Regions from separate parts of the Homo sapiens genome. Here all the other regions are linked to region 1. A link is a contact called in ENCODE Hi-C or POLR2A ChIA-PET data. All regions are on one chromosome and are shown on one strand. Each heading gives the region's core, a stretch centred on a gene start or an enhancer-like site at or near the end of the contact. The rest is flanking DNA. Distances are from core to core; before and after follow the strand shown.

Region 1 (4,714 bases), core at 1,482-3,981:
ATAAATAAGGCTGCTATGAACATTCTGGTGTGTGTTTTTGTGTGAACATGTTTCCTGTTCTCTTGAGTAGAATCCTAACTTGCTGGGTTGTGCAAAGGGTTATTGACTGCTGCTATACACTAGGTTCCATCTGATTCAGGTGTGTAGTGTCAGTGGAAACTTATCAAGCAGTTTTTAACTTACTTTTTAAAATCGGCTGATGCACCCATTACTAAAGGGATGGTCTATAAAAACAACTGTTGTGATTCGATAAATGCTGAACAGAGAGGAGAGGTCAAAGTCCAGCTAATGTCAGCTGACATGTGGCCAGGTTCATCTTTGGACACGCTTCCAAAAGGGAGTTTATGAAACTTGCTTCATGGATCAAGAGATGTCCTAATCATTACAGATCCCGGGCATCTTTGTATAATATATGTATGATCAGATTGATCGTGACTTCACACTCCCTCTAGGACCACGTGGAAGGGTTGAGAAAATCCAGGCAATAGTTTGTAGCCAAACAAGAGCAAAACTCGAGTACCTCTGAGGGAAAGCCGGACCCCTTGTCCATCCTCTCCTGTGTAAGTAACTTCATTTATAAGCTGAAATGACGCCACCAGATCATCCTATTACCATCACCATGCCTCATTAGAGTGGGGACTTTCGGCGGTGGCTTGGGAAGTACCCAAAGTTTTAGGGGTTACAGCAGAGGCCAAAAAGGCAGACAGAGGAAGCAGGGTAGAGCTCTGAAAAGGTTCAGGGCCAGGGACCCACAGGGGGAGGCAGGAGTGGCAGGCACCACGATCTGCTCTCTGGCGCTCTACAGGAAAGCACCGGGAGTCAATGTCCTCGCGCGTCCCTTGCGCAGAGTGTGGTGCGAGGTTGGGGGGTTACTGGAGACCCAGGGGGCTATCACCTTGGACACCTATGGTGGGGGGAAGGCTGAGGAGTAAGATAACCGGGCAGCTGGAAACTTACAGCTCTTCCCCCGCAGTGGAGGAATGAGGAGTTCAAAGGCCACGTCCACACAGAGGGTGACAGAGGCATCCTCTCCGCGCAGGACGCGGACTGGGGGCAGGCACGCAGCGCCACCCGGATCCTGGAGTCGTCAAGAAAAACGCGGGCGCGCAGGCCGAAGAGGGTAGGTCCCGGGGCAGCCTCGCCGGCACCCGCCCCCGCGGGCGTCTCCCCAAGCCGTGTGGAAACCCGGGCGGCTGCGGGCGCTCGGGACCCGCGGGCTGGTGACCAGGAGCTGGAGGGCAGGGCTCGGCCGCTCTTGCCTTAGCCCCGCACTGGGGTTCCTTCCCCATGCGCTCAGGATCCCAAGCTTTCTCTTCCGTTTTCGGCCTCTTTTTCCGTTAACTCCTGGGCCCGTCTCCTCCCCTCTAGCCCTTTCAAACTGCTTGGCTGTGGCGCCCAGCTTTCCCTCCGCAGCCTCCTTCCCCGTCTTTTTCGCGGGTCCATCTCTTCTCCTTTCCCAGCCTCATCCCCGTCCCCCTAGGCGGTTCCTTTTTAGCCTTCACCCACTGGCGTCTCCACCTTCCTCCGCCTCCTCTCTTGCCTCCACCTCCCACCCTGCAAACTTGTTCAAGCCAGGGGTCCCCACACAGGCATGGTTGTTCCCTGCTGGGTGTGCGGATCCCCACGCCGTTCCCGGTACCGCGAGCGCCCCGCCCAGTCCTTGGCGTGATTCCTAAGCCCCGGCCCTGCCAGCCCTTTCTCCCGGCGACTCGGGGAGGGAGGGCAGGAAGCAGGCCCGGGGAACCCTCACGGTAGCGAGTCGTCAGTGAGGGGAACAGCGGAGGAAGGAGCTAGGACTCCGGCGCTGCGCCCCATTAGGCCCTTTCTCCCGTAGAAACGCACACTCCACCGGGCCCTGGCGGGTCTGTAGCGAGGGAGTGGCAACAAGTGACACTACCGGCGGGGGCCACTGATACCTGGCTGGGGTAGGGGCCAAGGCACCCTCCCAAAAGCTGGAGCGAGGCCGACCCCGGCGAAGCGCTCCCCGCGCACCCCTCTCCGAGGCGTTGCGTGGGGGGCACTAGACGAGAGGAGAGCTGAGAGAGAACGGAGACTGGGCTCTTCCCAAGTCCTAAGTCTCCCTCCCCGCCCGACTTCACCACCAGAGCCACCAGAAGAGTTTGCAAGGGATGGGAGATTGAGAGGGGTGGGGGCTGGGCAGGAGCCGCCAACGTTGAGGGATTTTTGGAAGGTGGGGTGGTGGAGTGAGAAAGAATAGAACGCGCTCCCGAATTCCCAATTGCTTCCCTCACTTGGACGATACCTTCCCCCAACCACCATCCCGGCCCGCCAGGCGAGAGCCCAGCCTGGCCAGCTGGAGCGGATTTGGGGGAAGGAGGAAAATGGGGGCTCCCAACCCCTCTCCAGCTTCCCTCCGCCGCCCTCCCTGATTGGCTGTGCGTCCCTGGAGCCCAACTTCAGTCGCTCCAGACTCCATCTGAGCCCTGAGGGAGTCGGAGCGCCGCGCCACGGGGCGGGAGGGGCGGCCACGAATCCAGGGGTTAGCATCTCTGGGCCCCTGGGGGGAGGGGCGCGGACGGGGTCGGCCCCCGCAGCCTCTGCGAGGCCCATCTCGCTGCCTCTCGCAGCCTCGGCTTCTCTCAGCCCCCGCCCTTTCCTTCCCTCACAGCGGCAGCCTCCCTCCTCCCGCCCCCCCCGCCCCGCACCCGCCTGCCCGCCCGCCACCTCCCCCCGGTTTCTCATTCCTGCCACTAGCGCGCTCGGCGGCTCATTCCGCGGCCGCCGCCAGCTGAGGGGAGCGTCGCGGGCCGAGGAGCAGATGCCGCGGGGGCCGCTCGCAGCCGCCGCTGACTTGTGAATGGGACCGGGACTGGGGCCGGGACTGACACCGCAGCGCTTGCCCTGCGCCAGGGACTGGCGGCTCGGAGGTTGCGTCCACCCTCAAGGGCCCCAGGTGAGGTGCGCCGCCAGTCCCTTCCTCTCGCCTGGTTGGGGCTTCTTGGAATGGGGGGCAGGATTTTCTCAGGAAGAGAATGTCTTGGCGGGGCGGGGTGGTGAGGGGGACGGTGGTATCTGAGTCGAGAAGGCTTCACTAACGCAAAGCAAAAGGGAGGGAGAGATTTGTTTAAAAATCAGAAAGGGAGAAGGGAGCCAGCTGTGGGCGCGGGCAAAGCAGGGGACGGAGGCTTCAGATGTGCGCTCCACGACTCTCCCTGGCTCCGGCCTCCTGTGGGGTCTGCGCCGAGGCCACAGCAGAGGGGGTTTGTACCTGGCTGGGGCAAGAGACTGCAGAGCAGACCTCCGGACACGCCGACTGTCCCCGGTCATATCTCTGGGGAAAGTCGCCCACGGCGCGGTGCCCGCCAGCCCTGCGCCGCTTCCCCAAAGCGGCGACATGACCGCGCTCTGCGGGGTTCTTACTCCATCCTCCCGGATCCCTGCCGAAAGCTCCCCGGGGCTTAGTCCCTGCAGTCGAGACTGCCGGGTAAGCCCGGGAAAACGGAAAGACCCCAGCTCCGGAAGGAGATTGCCCGCACTTTAATAGCGTGGGTTTGGGGCCGCCGACTGTGGTTCTGGGGCAGCAGGCTGCGGTGCGCTACAGCCCTCCAGCCCGAGTCTCTGCGGGAGCTCTGGCGCCCGTTTGTAAGCTCCCACCAGCGCAGGAGTAGGTCCATGAGCGGCCCAGACTCGGGCTCGCCTCTGGCTTGGGATTGGCGAAAGCTGCCAGGGTCAACGTTAACTTTGAGAACCACACCTTCCCGAAACCTGCGCCGCTTCTCGGAGCGCGCCAAGCCTCTCTAGCTCCCGGCACGCACGGCCTCCCTCCCTGCGCTCTGCCCCGGAACGCGAGCCGGGAGGTGGGAAGCACTGAGAAGCTGGCCAGATGGGGAGGACGGCGAGGAGAGCTCCCTTCTCCCCCCTCCCCAACCCAGAGGAACTGTAGGAGGGCCCGCCTCACGCTGTGAAGCGGAGTCCCCAGAGAAAGTGGGGTCGGGGGAGGCTTGCGGGTCCGGCTTCCTTGTCCGTTTTTTTGCCGAGGCCCTGCTTTCGCCCGGGGCTCGCCGCGCCTGCCTCTCCCGGGTGAAAGGTTTTCTAGGTGCTAGAAGAAGCCCTGTTGCTTTTGCTGATAATGCAGTAGGAATTTCATGGGCCATCACACTGCTATTAAGAAATCGCATCTTTTAATTATTTAATACCATCCCTGCCTGACGACGGGTTATCCCTAAGGGATGGGAGTGGGGGGTTGTTCTTGAAACCCGGCTGTATGAGGGTATAGATTTCACTAAAGTCTTCCCCCTTCGTCTCCCCCTAAAGAAATCGTGCTACGATCGCTCTGAAATCTTTTCTTATTTTCTTCTTCTAATCATGGCTATCGGTTTAATATGAGGCAGTAAGTTTTCGTTTTAATCACAGGGAGGCTACCATAATTAATCTGGCTAGAGGACGGATCAATTTCCTCATCACTTGGGCTTGCAGCAGACGTCGATGGTTTTGCGGGGTGTCTGGATTTCCTGGGGATGGGGATGCAGATGTGTTCTCAGGAGCGAGGATCCTGTAGCATCGCATGAGCACATTTGCCAGGCTGGGCTCTGAGCGCTAGAGCCTAATATGTTGGCAGAGAAGAGAAGGGACTGACCTTCTTTTCGTTAATCCTGGAATTGTTTTTCCTACAAATACGTAGGTGCAGACACCAGAACAGAAATATTAACTGCCCAACCCTAGCTGCAGGGAGCCTGGTCTTCTTCCAATAGGA
Region 2 (4,714 bases), core at 1,334-3,833, 51 kb after region 1:
TGTTCCCCGCCTCTGGGTCCAAGGACTTAGCCACAGCTTTAGCAACAGCCATGAATAATGAAAGAGTTTCCAAGTTATCTGAAAACAACCATGACATCAAAAAGACAACCAAATGAAACTCAGGTGTTTGCTTCCCCTCTCCATTCTCCAAGCATCTACTTTCTGCAAGGCCTTGCTTCTCCTGATGCTGTCTGTGGACCAGTGGTGGCCTCACCATCACCTGGGCACTTGTTAGGCAGGACCTGGACCTCATCCCTTTTCCCAGACCTGCTGGAGCAGAGTCTGCATTTTAATAAGGTCCCCAAGTGACTTGTACATTACAGTGACAGAAGCACACTCTGAAGAAAGAGGAGGACTTACCTCCCACCCAGAGCTAGGTCTAGTTTGGGATGAGTGAGTCACTGGCCCAGGGTCCAAAATTTAAGAGGGTACCCAAAAAAGCAGTAATCAACAAAAGCAATATATTAAAAAGGAAGGCCAAGTGTGGTGGCTCACGCCTATAACATCCCAGCACTTCGAGAGGCCAAGGCAGGTGGATCACTTGAGGCCAGGAGTTTGAAACCAGCCTGGCCAACATGGTGAAACCCCATCTCTACTAAAATTATAAAAAGTTAGCTGGATGTGTTGGCTCATACCTGTAATCCCAGCTACTCGGGAGGCTGAGGCATGAGAATCACATGCAGAGGCAAAGGTTGTAGTGAACCAAGATCATGCCATTTTACTCCAGCCTGGGTGAAAGAGGGAGACTCTGTCTCAAGTAAAAAAATAAACTAATTAATTAATTAAATAAAAATGGAACTGGACAATTGCAGTCTTCTCCCTTCTGGATTTTTGGGGGAGAGGGCAGGGGAAGCTTATGGGGTCTAGGTTTCTTGTTTTCTCTAAATATTCTGAATTTTCAGCAAGTGAAATTACATTGAGTTGTTTCCATTTTGGTCCACATACTTATATATTATTGGATTTTCAATAACTGTGGTTAGACACAAAAAAATGTAGCATTGTAACCTAAGCATTTATTCTGCAAGGTCAGTTCAAATGGCCAACATAGATCACACTAATGATGATGATAATGATCAAGGTAGGTAGCCTTTATTAAGAGCTTGCTCTGTGCTGAGTGCATTGCATGAATTAACTTATTTAATTTTTATAGGAAACCCCACATGGGAGGCACACCCTAATCTCCATTTTAGCAGTGAGGTGATGGAGGTATGCAGAGGTTGAGTAGCTGGTTTAAGGCTATCCAGCTAGTGACTAGAACAAGTTGGATCAGGCAACTTGCCCAGAGCCCACTCTTTACTACTTTACAATATACAATACAATAGTGTAAAATAAATTTAAATTGTTTTTAAAGTTCTAAAGCAATTTCATGCATCCTTTTCTTCAATATACAAGTATTTCACTGCCAAGTGTGTTTCCATTCTGAAAAATCTACCCCTTTAGGTTTTTAAGTTAAAAATGCTCCCTAAAACAATAAGAGTAATAGATAGATGATGTCATTTACTTTTTAAAAATATCCATAAAATTTTGGCTGCCAATTTAAAAAAAAAATTGGACAAGAAGATGCTGTTAGTTCAAGGGAAGACAAATAGTTCGAGGTCCTCCCTTTTGGATTGGGACCCTGCCGTGGGCTGGGGGTACCATGAGCCTGGTGGGCACAATGTGATCCTGCCTCTGCCGGACTTGGCTTCTTCTCTGCCTGTTTTGTAGCAACCACTGCACTTGTCTTTCTTGCTTGTGTCTGTGTGGGTCTCATTAGCAGTGGGTGTGTGTCTTACCACAGTGGCTCATTCACAGGGCTGCTGGCAGTGCCAGGGATCAGGAGCCGCCTCTCCGTCTGTCCAGAACAAAGCTGGGCTGAGCCCTCTCACGGTCCTGTGGCCCTTGGTCTCCCCACATGAGGTGTCCCGAGATTGAAGAGAGAAGGTGCCTCCTGGCATTGCCAAGGCTGGAATCTGCCTGTCAAGGAAGTCCCTCGGCGGCTAGCTGCTGCACCATGACCTTCGTGATGGTGGAGTGAGTAGGCACTGGAATCAATAAGCCTGGCCTCTCCATCTGCCAGCCTGAATGCAGGTGCCAGTTACTACTACCCAGCAGGGACGAGGGACGGGAACGGTGGCGCATAGATCCCAGCAAAGGGGATTGGCTTTTGTGGACACAAGCTTGAGGCTGGCAGTGCCGTTTTATTTATGTCTTGTCCCTGCTGTAACAGCTGCCGCCTCTGTATGCCTTTGCTCTTTCTGTACTTTCGGCTCGGGTCACGATCTTCCTTTGATTCAGAGTTTGTTTTTATTCCAGCCTGGTTGCTGCTGCCAGAGCCATGGCTCAACGGCTTGGCCTGGACTGTTGATCCGCATGTCAGGAGTTTCCAAAAGTTTGTTCCGGTCTATCTTTGAGAGAAATAGCATGGACTGGATCCCATCGCCAGATTGTGGTGTCTGGGGACACGCGCTTGGGGCACTATTTCCATCTTCTGTCTTTGTCTGGTCCCCTCCTCATTAAATCTTCCTGGGTCTGTGGAGCTGACTACCAATTGGTGCCTGACCTAGTTACAGAGAGCCACTACGTAACCCCTTACTCATCACCATAAATGGATCATAACCGTTTGTTCACTGTGATTCAAAGTGGACTCTGCTATTTTAGAGTCGTTTCTCCCTTTTTGGAGTTTGCGCATGGGGGTGTATGTGCATATATTTATACATGCATGTGTGTATGCACGCGTTTGTGTGTGTGCGTGTGTGTTGTGCAGCTGCCTAAATTAAGCTGGCATTTTCCGTTGCTATGTGGGGACTCTGCTTTTGGAAAACACTTCTGTGGCATTGTATGGAATCGTTAACGGGCTTGCTGGTTTCCCTGCCTTGACCTCCTTTCATTTTCCACTGGGACCACTTTCTCTTGAGCATAGGTTCTCACATTTTCTGCTCGAGGTGTCAGCTCTGTGGCCACTCTTCTGCCAAAGGGCACCAGGGAGTTCCTCAAAGGACCTTTTGAACTGTTTGTTCAATGAATGAAGAGTTCAGTCGGACAGTGACGAGGACAGCACATACCTCTGATTGGTCCCTGCCTCAGAATTGCTGGGCATGACTCATGCATTTGGCTCTTGCCTCTGCTGATCTCACAAGCCATGTGGGAGGTTGGTTTTTTTCAGCGTCTCCCAGAGTCTGTGACCTTGTCATCACCATTTTGCCTTGCATTTTGAAAAATACTCTCCCTGAACAAATTGTGTTTATAAAGTAACAAGCAATTCCTTTTCCTATTTTTAGTTATTCATTTGTACCTATTTTCCAATCAGAGTTTCTAATCAGTATGAGTTAATCAGAGTTAACATTTATTTATTTACTGAGCACCTTCTGTGTGACTGACCTATACCAGGTGCTGGCACTAGGAAAGTGAACAAGATTCAGTCTTAGCAGGGGTTTCCAATGCATAATAATATTTCTGTTAATTCACATTAATTTGGGTAAAATTTATTGCTCACCCATGGCATGTGTGGGGTGGTGCCAAGTGCCTTATGTATACCCCTTCTTTAATCTTCAGGGCAATGCTGTGAGTTTGTCATTAGAGATACCACTTTGCAGATGTGGAGACTGAAACTTGTACAGTTGAGTCGAGCCATTCACTCAAAGTCACACGTTCAATTACAGGGTAGAGGCAGGATTTGAACCCTGGATTGTCAGACTCCAAAACTTGCCCCATGGAGATTATAGTCACCAGCTCCCTGCATTCCTTCCTTCACTCTCCTACTGGATAGGTGTTTGCTTTTGTGGACATGAGGAGTGTCCTATGTTCTCTCCATGTTCCGTGGCTTTTGGTTTAGTGTGAGGTGTCTGAATATCCTGGGGACAAATGAATTTGTTGCCCCATAAAATAACGGAGCTTCTAGCTTTCTAAGATATTAAACTTACTTACCTCTTGATTGTTCAGATGGGGAAAGTGAGGCTCTGAGTGCAAAGGGATTTGCCACAATCGTACAGTGGCAGGGTCTGGACTTATACTCAGCAGCTCTGATCTACAGGCTGATGGGGTTATTGGCTAATTTATTCTGAGTCAGATGGCAAATCTCAAGAGTTCTCCTGGGAAATTCTATCCAGGTTTGAGGTCAGAGCAGCCAAAATTAGATACAATGCAAGCTCATGAGGGGCAAGGTTCTAATCTTGTTCATCACCGTGTCCCTGGTCCCCAGCACAGTCCTATGGTGCAATTGGTGGTCAACTGATGTGTGTTGGAGGAATAAACTGGGTGAAATGAAAGGGGCTTCCAGGGAGAACCTTCTAAGGTTTGTGCTATGGGATTGGTAGTTGCTTACCTTTCTTCCTGGGTTCTGTTAACCCAAGAAAGTATTTTAGACTCAAATTGATGGTATCAATATTTAATTTGACACTTCGATGATTCAGTCATTTGGTATTGTAAAACTATTTTTCCGTTTCTATTTTGGAATAAATTGGCTTGTTCTTTGGGCATCTCTGGGCAGAGTAGTTTTTCCTGGCTGTACAAAAAAGAGGATGCTCAGGTATCGGTATTTGTACCCAAGCTCACTTTAGATGTGGCCAGCTCAGGTGTCTATGTTGCAAAAGAGGTACTCCATGTGTCATGAAGTGACTACAAGATTAAAAAGTGTTTCCAGAACAGACAATACCTTAACCATCATATCAGAAATAAAGAAGAGAGGAAAGAATTCACCCAGAATTCATTCACTCTGACTCACGAATTGTCCTTA
Region 3 (4,714 bases), core at 655-3,154, 55 kb before region 1:
GGGTCCAATATCAGGTTGCTAGTGTTACACTGAGAGCCCCAATGTCAGGCGTAAAGACCTTTCAAAAGAACTCATCCCTGCAGGACTGTATTTTCACAGCCACATTCCTGCTGATCTCATTTTGGGTCACTGGCTCCCAGTCATGATTCCTCATCATTTCCTGCCTTCTTGACCTTCTCAGTTGAGCAGTTCTTGTACCGAACTCACCTCAGTTCTGTTTGATTTTTATGTCTTCTAAGATTTAGAGTCTTTCCTAAGGCTGCCTGTGTATCAAAGCTCAACTTACCCTTTCTTTTGTGGTACGGGGATTTTTATTTCCATGATAATGCTGAGCCTGAACAATTGTTCCCAAGTTAGGATGGGTAAGACTGAAGGTGATTTTATCCTATGGTTTTAATCTTTGGATCACACCTGTCTTTTCAAGGTGAAGCACAGAAATATATTCTAGGGAGCTGTTGATGAAATCACTGAGGCTGGAGCTGGCTAATTTTTAAGTAAATTGTAATAACTATTGGCAATTATTCTGATAATCTCTCTTTGAAAACAAAAGCTCTGGGCAGCATGACAAGTATCTTGGAGTACCATCCTACTGACAACAACATAATTATTATTATAGCTGTTATTATTCCCCAGAAGTTTATTTGCAAACTTTAAATGGCAGGTAGTTTTAATCTGGTTTGCTGCCAGATACCGGGTGTCCCTCCCTCTGTCTTGGTTAACAATGCCTATAAACATCACCTGGAAATAAGTCTGCCTTGCTTGGACCATTTCTGTGATACAAAGTGGTAAAAGATGATGAAACATCAGGGGATTTAACTATATCAACATGATTGGCATTGCTGCTGGTGCTATTATTACCATGAATATAGGGTCTTATATGGGAAAGACACTATAAGCTCATCGCATTAAGACAAGACTTCTTGTCTTCCCAAGGAAACAGCAAGGCAAACCATTTCAGAGATTATGACATTAAGGACCTGAGAGGTCATGTGATTTGATGAAGGTCATCAGTAAGTGGTGGAACCATGATTTTTTTTTTTTTTTTTTTTTTTTTTTTGAGACAGGATCTTGCTCTGTCACTCAGGCTGGAGTGGAGTGGCATGATCACATCTCACTGCAACCTCTAACAGCTGATCTCAAGTCAGCCCCCTCCTCAGCCTCCTGAGAAGCTAGGACTACAGGCATGTACCAGCACACTTGGCTAAGATTTTTATTTTGTGTAGAGATGGGGGTCTCAATATGTTGCCCAGGCTGGTGGAACCATGATTCTGATGTGCACTTTCCTGACCCAGAACCCCAACACATTATCCAACTCAGGCTTCCATGGAGTAACCACAAACTTGCTCTTGGTGTCATCCCACCTTTGAAAGGAATTCAATCGACTCTGAAATGCTGAGGGCATTCAGCATCTGACAAATCCGAGTGTTAAGGAAAGGTACCTCTAATTCCTGGTTTGGAGCCACCATGAAGCTGTGGGGACCTATGAATCGGCGTCTTCTCTTCTTCCTAACCACAACTATGCATATTGGAAGCTCCAATACCTCCACACTGTGCTGCCTCAGCACACAGCTGTGGGATGTCTTCCAGAGAAGACGTTTATTTTCACTGACCCATCCTCTCCCACGCTTTAGTTTTATTTTTTTTTAAATGGGTCAAAGTGTGAACAATCATCATCCACATGAAATCTTCCAGCTGCTTCTGGAGCTGTTTGGAGACCAACGTCTGAAAGCCAACTCTTCAATCATTTCTCAGAGGGAAGAGCCCTGGGGACAAGGCCAGGGCTAAGAGGGACGAGAGAGCCAGGAAAGTCCAGGCCAAGGGTGCCTCTTGAACCTTGTGGCTGAGGGGAGCAGGCTGTTGGGATGATCAGCAGACATGGAAAGTCCTTCCAGCTCTACCCCTGTGTATTTCCCAGCGAATGCTCTCGGATTTTAGGACTTACCTCCTAAAATTTTCACTTGGTCTAAAGCAAAAGGCCCCAGGCTTTCTGTCAGGAGCTGCAACTTTTCATCTGATGAGGAGGTAATGAGATTTGCTGAATTCTGGCTATGGGGTTCTGTGTTAAATACTTTTTTTAATCTTTTTTTTTTTTGAGACAAACTTCACATAACATAAAATTCACCATTTTAATTATTTTGAAGAGTACAATTTGGTGGTTTCCAGACCACAATGTGCAACCATCATCACTATCCATGTTCAGAATATTTCCAGCACATCATCTCACAGAATCCCATCAACACTACTATGAGGTAAGAATTCTTGTTTGCATTTTACAGATGAAGAGATGGCACATCAGAGAAAAGTGACAAAGGTGGCAAAGGTGTGGAGTGGTGCGACTGGCATTTCCATTCCAGAGTGCATCACTTCAAACCTTACATTCCTGAGGCTGTTCGTCGAAGGCTTCTCACAGTAAGCTTTCTTGATATGTGGAGGGGCTTAGGTGCAACAAGAGGCTGTGCTTTACTTCTCCGAAGGAACACAGAAAAGCAGATGGGGGAGAAACAGTTGGTGGCATCAAGCTTTTAAACCTACCAAGAAAAAATGAGAAAGCTACCAGGAGATTGCAATCTGTAAATTAGGAAGCGTTGTGTTGGGGGGGTGGGTGGTAGCAGGTGGAGGTTTATGACTTTGATGCAAATGGAGCAGTGGGTATAAATAAAAAAACAAACAAAAAAAGAGTGTGAGTTTCCACCAGAAAGCCTACATGTACGTCCATATGTGGATCAGTATCTCACCAGTCCTATTTCAGGCATTTCTCTGCAGAACTCTTGTCATTTCTCTGACGGATGAAGGTATACTATGCTCTTAGCCAGTTATCAGCAGGTGAGCTAAGCAGCTCGTGTAATGCAGGGCCAGGGTTAGTATAGGTGGGAGCTGTTAGTGAGGAAGAATGGGTACAAGAGTGAGGAGAGTCATTCTGGACAGGTGATCACACAGCGTTAGAGGACATGAACTCAGGTGGTAAAGGCAGGCAGCAGGTTCCTTTGGGCAAAACCCAAAGATGGAGAGTTGTGATCTCTTGCATTAGAGATGGATTCAGGCAGAATACTGGAAGGGAAGCGAGACTGGGACCCCTGAGGCCACACCTACAGCTTTTATTCTTGGAGCAGCAAGCAGCAGGCTTTCCTAATTCATTTTTTTTCTCTCTCTCTTGCAGTCTAAACTGCAGTTCATTTATTGCAGAGCCCTGTTCACATGGGTTCTCAGAGACATTTTCATTCTCGCTTCTCACCACGCTGGAGATGAGAACTAGATGTGGTTTTCTAGATACAGTCTACATTTCCCTTTGAATCTGGAAGTCCGGCTTCAAGGTCAAGTATAGCTTCTTTCTTCTCATTGTTGGTCAGTGAGTTCCCTGGGATTCTCTTCCTTTCAGTTTATGTTGGTCTGAGTGTTTGGAGTTTGCAGCTGAGCCCCTCCACCTGAACCCTCAAGCCTCCCCTGTCAGTTTCCTCAGTGACGCACTTCAATTACACATACCCCCTTTGAATCCCTCACTTTCTAAAACTGCTGAAGTCTCTTCATAAAACAAAATATTTTAAAACATTTCCTTGAAGAATCAACAGAATACAAAGTTGATTCTCCCCCAAATTAATCTGTAGGTTTAATACAATTCCTATTAAAATCTCAGCAAGGTTTTTTGTAGACATAGACAAGCTTATTCTAAAATCCATATGGAAAGGCAAAAGACATAGAACAGATAAAGCAACTGTGAAAAAAAAAAGGGTAAAGGAGTCATCCTGTCTGGTGTTAAGGCTATTCTATGGCAATAATAATCAAGGCAGACTGGTATTGGCAGAGAGAAGGGCACAGGCCAGTAGCACAGAATGGGGAACCCAGATATAAACCTATACAAATACACCCAACTGATTTTTGACAAAAGCACAAAAGGGTAGCCTTGCCTAAAAATGGTCCAAATGGGCCAGGTGCGGTGGCTCACACCTGTAATCCCAGCACTTTGGGAGCCCGAGGCGGGTGGATCACCTGAGGTCAGGAGTTCGAGACCAGCCTGACCAATATGGTGAAACCCCGTCTCAAAAAACGAGCAAACAAACAAAAATAGCCAGGTGTGGTGGTGAGCACCTGTAATCCCAGCAACTCGGGAGGCTGAGACAGAGGAATCACTTAAACCTGGGAGGCAGAGGTTGCTGTGAGCTGAGATCATGCCACTGCACTCCAGTCTGGGTGACAGAGCGAGTTTCCGTCTGAAAAAGAAAAAAAACAAAAGAGTCCAAATGTAGCATTTGGACATCCACAGGCAAAACAATAACAACATCAACTAAATCTGGACTTTAAACTCACAACTTGTGCAATTATCAATTTAAAATAGATCACAAACTTAAATAAAATATGTAAACCTATAAAACTTTTGGAAAAAAAGGAAAAACAAGATAAAATCATTAAAATCTGGAGTTAGACAAAAATGTTTTAGACTTGATACTAAAGGCAAAAGCCATAAAAGAAAAATAGGATAAATTGGCTGTTGTCAAAATTTTAAAAATTTGCTCTTTGAAATACCCTATCAAGAGGATGAAAAAACAAGCTACACACTCTGAGAAAGTATTGGCGAACCGTGTATCTGGAAAAGGATTAGTATCTAGAATATATAAAAATCTCTTGAAACTCAAGAGAACAAAAAACTAATAAAACGTTCAAATTAGAAAATGGACAAAATACATTTAGAGCCATTTCACCAAAGATATAAGCAAATAAT

Evidence for each region. Hi-C counts contacts between places; a loop is a spot of excess contacts on that map. ChIA-PET counts read pairs that join two places held with the same protein, here RNA polymerase II (POLR2A). Pooled maps may share reads with other maps.
Region 2: a loop to region 1 is called in a map of dorsolateral prefrontal cortex, with 10 times the contacts of the local background. The contact joins the enhancer-like site here to the promoter of CDH11 in region 1. A Hi-C loop is called at or near these places in 18 of 168 maps with a recorded cell type or tissue (Caco-2, PC-3, aorta and 11 more) and 12 of 50 pooled maps. POLR2A ChIA-PET finds 5 or more read pairs at or near these places in 4 of 52 experiments (A673, GM12878, WTC11 and 1 more).
Region 3: a loop to region 1 is called in a map of ovary, with 2.5 times the contacts of the local background. The contact joins the promoter of LINC02126 here to the promoter of CDH11 in region 1. A Hi-C loop is called at or near these places in 5 of 168 maps with a recorded cell type or tissue (heart left ventricle, heart right ventricle and ovary) and 5 of 50 pooled maps. POLR2A ChIA-PET finds 5 or more read pairs at or near these places in 2 of 52 experiments (AG04450 and activated CD8-positive, alpha-beta T cell).

The regions. Positions count from the first base shown.
Region 1 is chr16:65,120,080-65,124,793 of GRCh38, reverse strand. It overlaps CDH11 (cadherin 11), which reads left to right and starts at 2,731. Exons shown (of 13, transcript NM_001797.4): 1 at 2,731-2,914.
Region 2 is chr16:65,069,345-65,074,058 of GRCh38, reverse strand. All of the region lies in intron 1 of CDH11 (cadherin 11), which reads left to right. Among named protein-coding and RNA genes, the nearest start is that of CDH11, 50 kb to the left of the region's middle. RefSeq lists an enhancer at 1,471-2,389. Within about 2 kb of position 2,583, at least 17 of the 41 ENCODE cell types and tissues checked have a DNase peak (open chromatin) inside an H3K27ac peak, as active enhancers do; they include PC-3, ascending aorta, dorsolateral prefrontal cortex and 3 more, where a contact is called at or near this core.
Region 3 is chr16:65,173,763-65,178,476 of GRCh38, reverse strand. It overlaps LINC02126 (long intergenic non-protein coding RNA 2126), which reads left to right and starts at 1,904. Exons shown (of 4, transcript NR_110918.1): 1 at 1,904-2,022; 2 at 2,277-2,409; 3 at 3,158-3,311.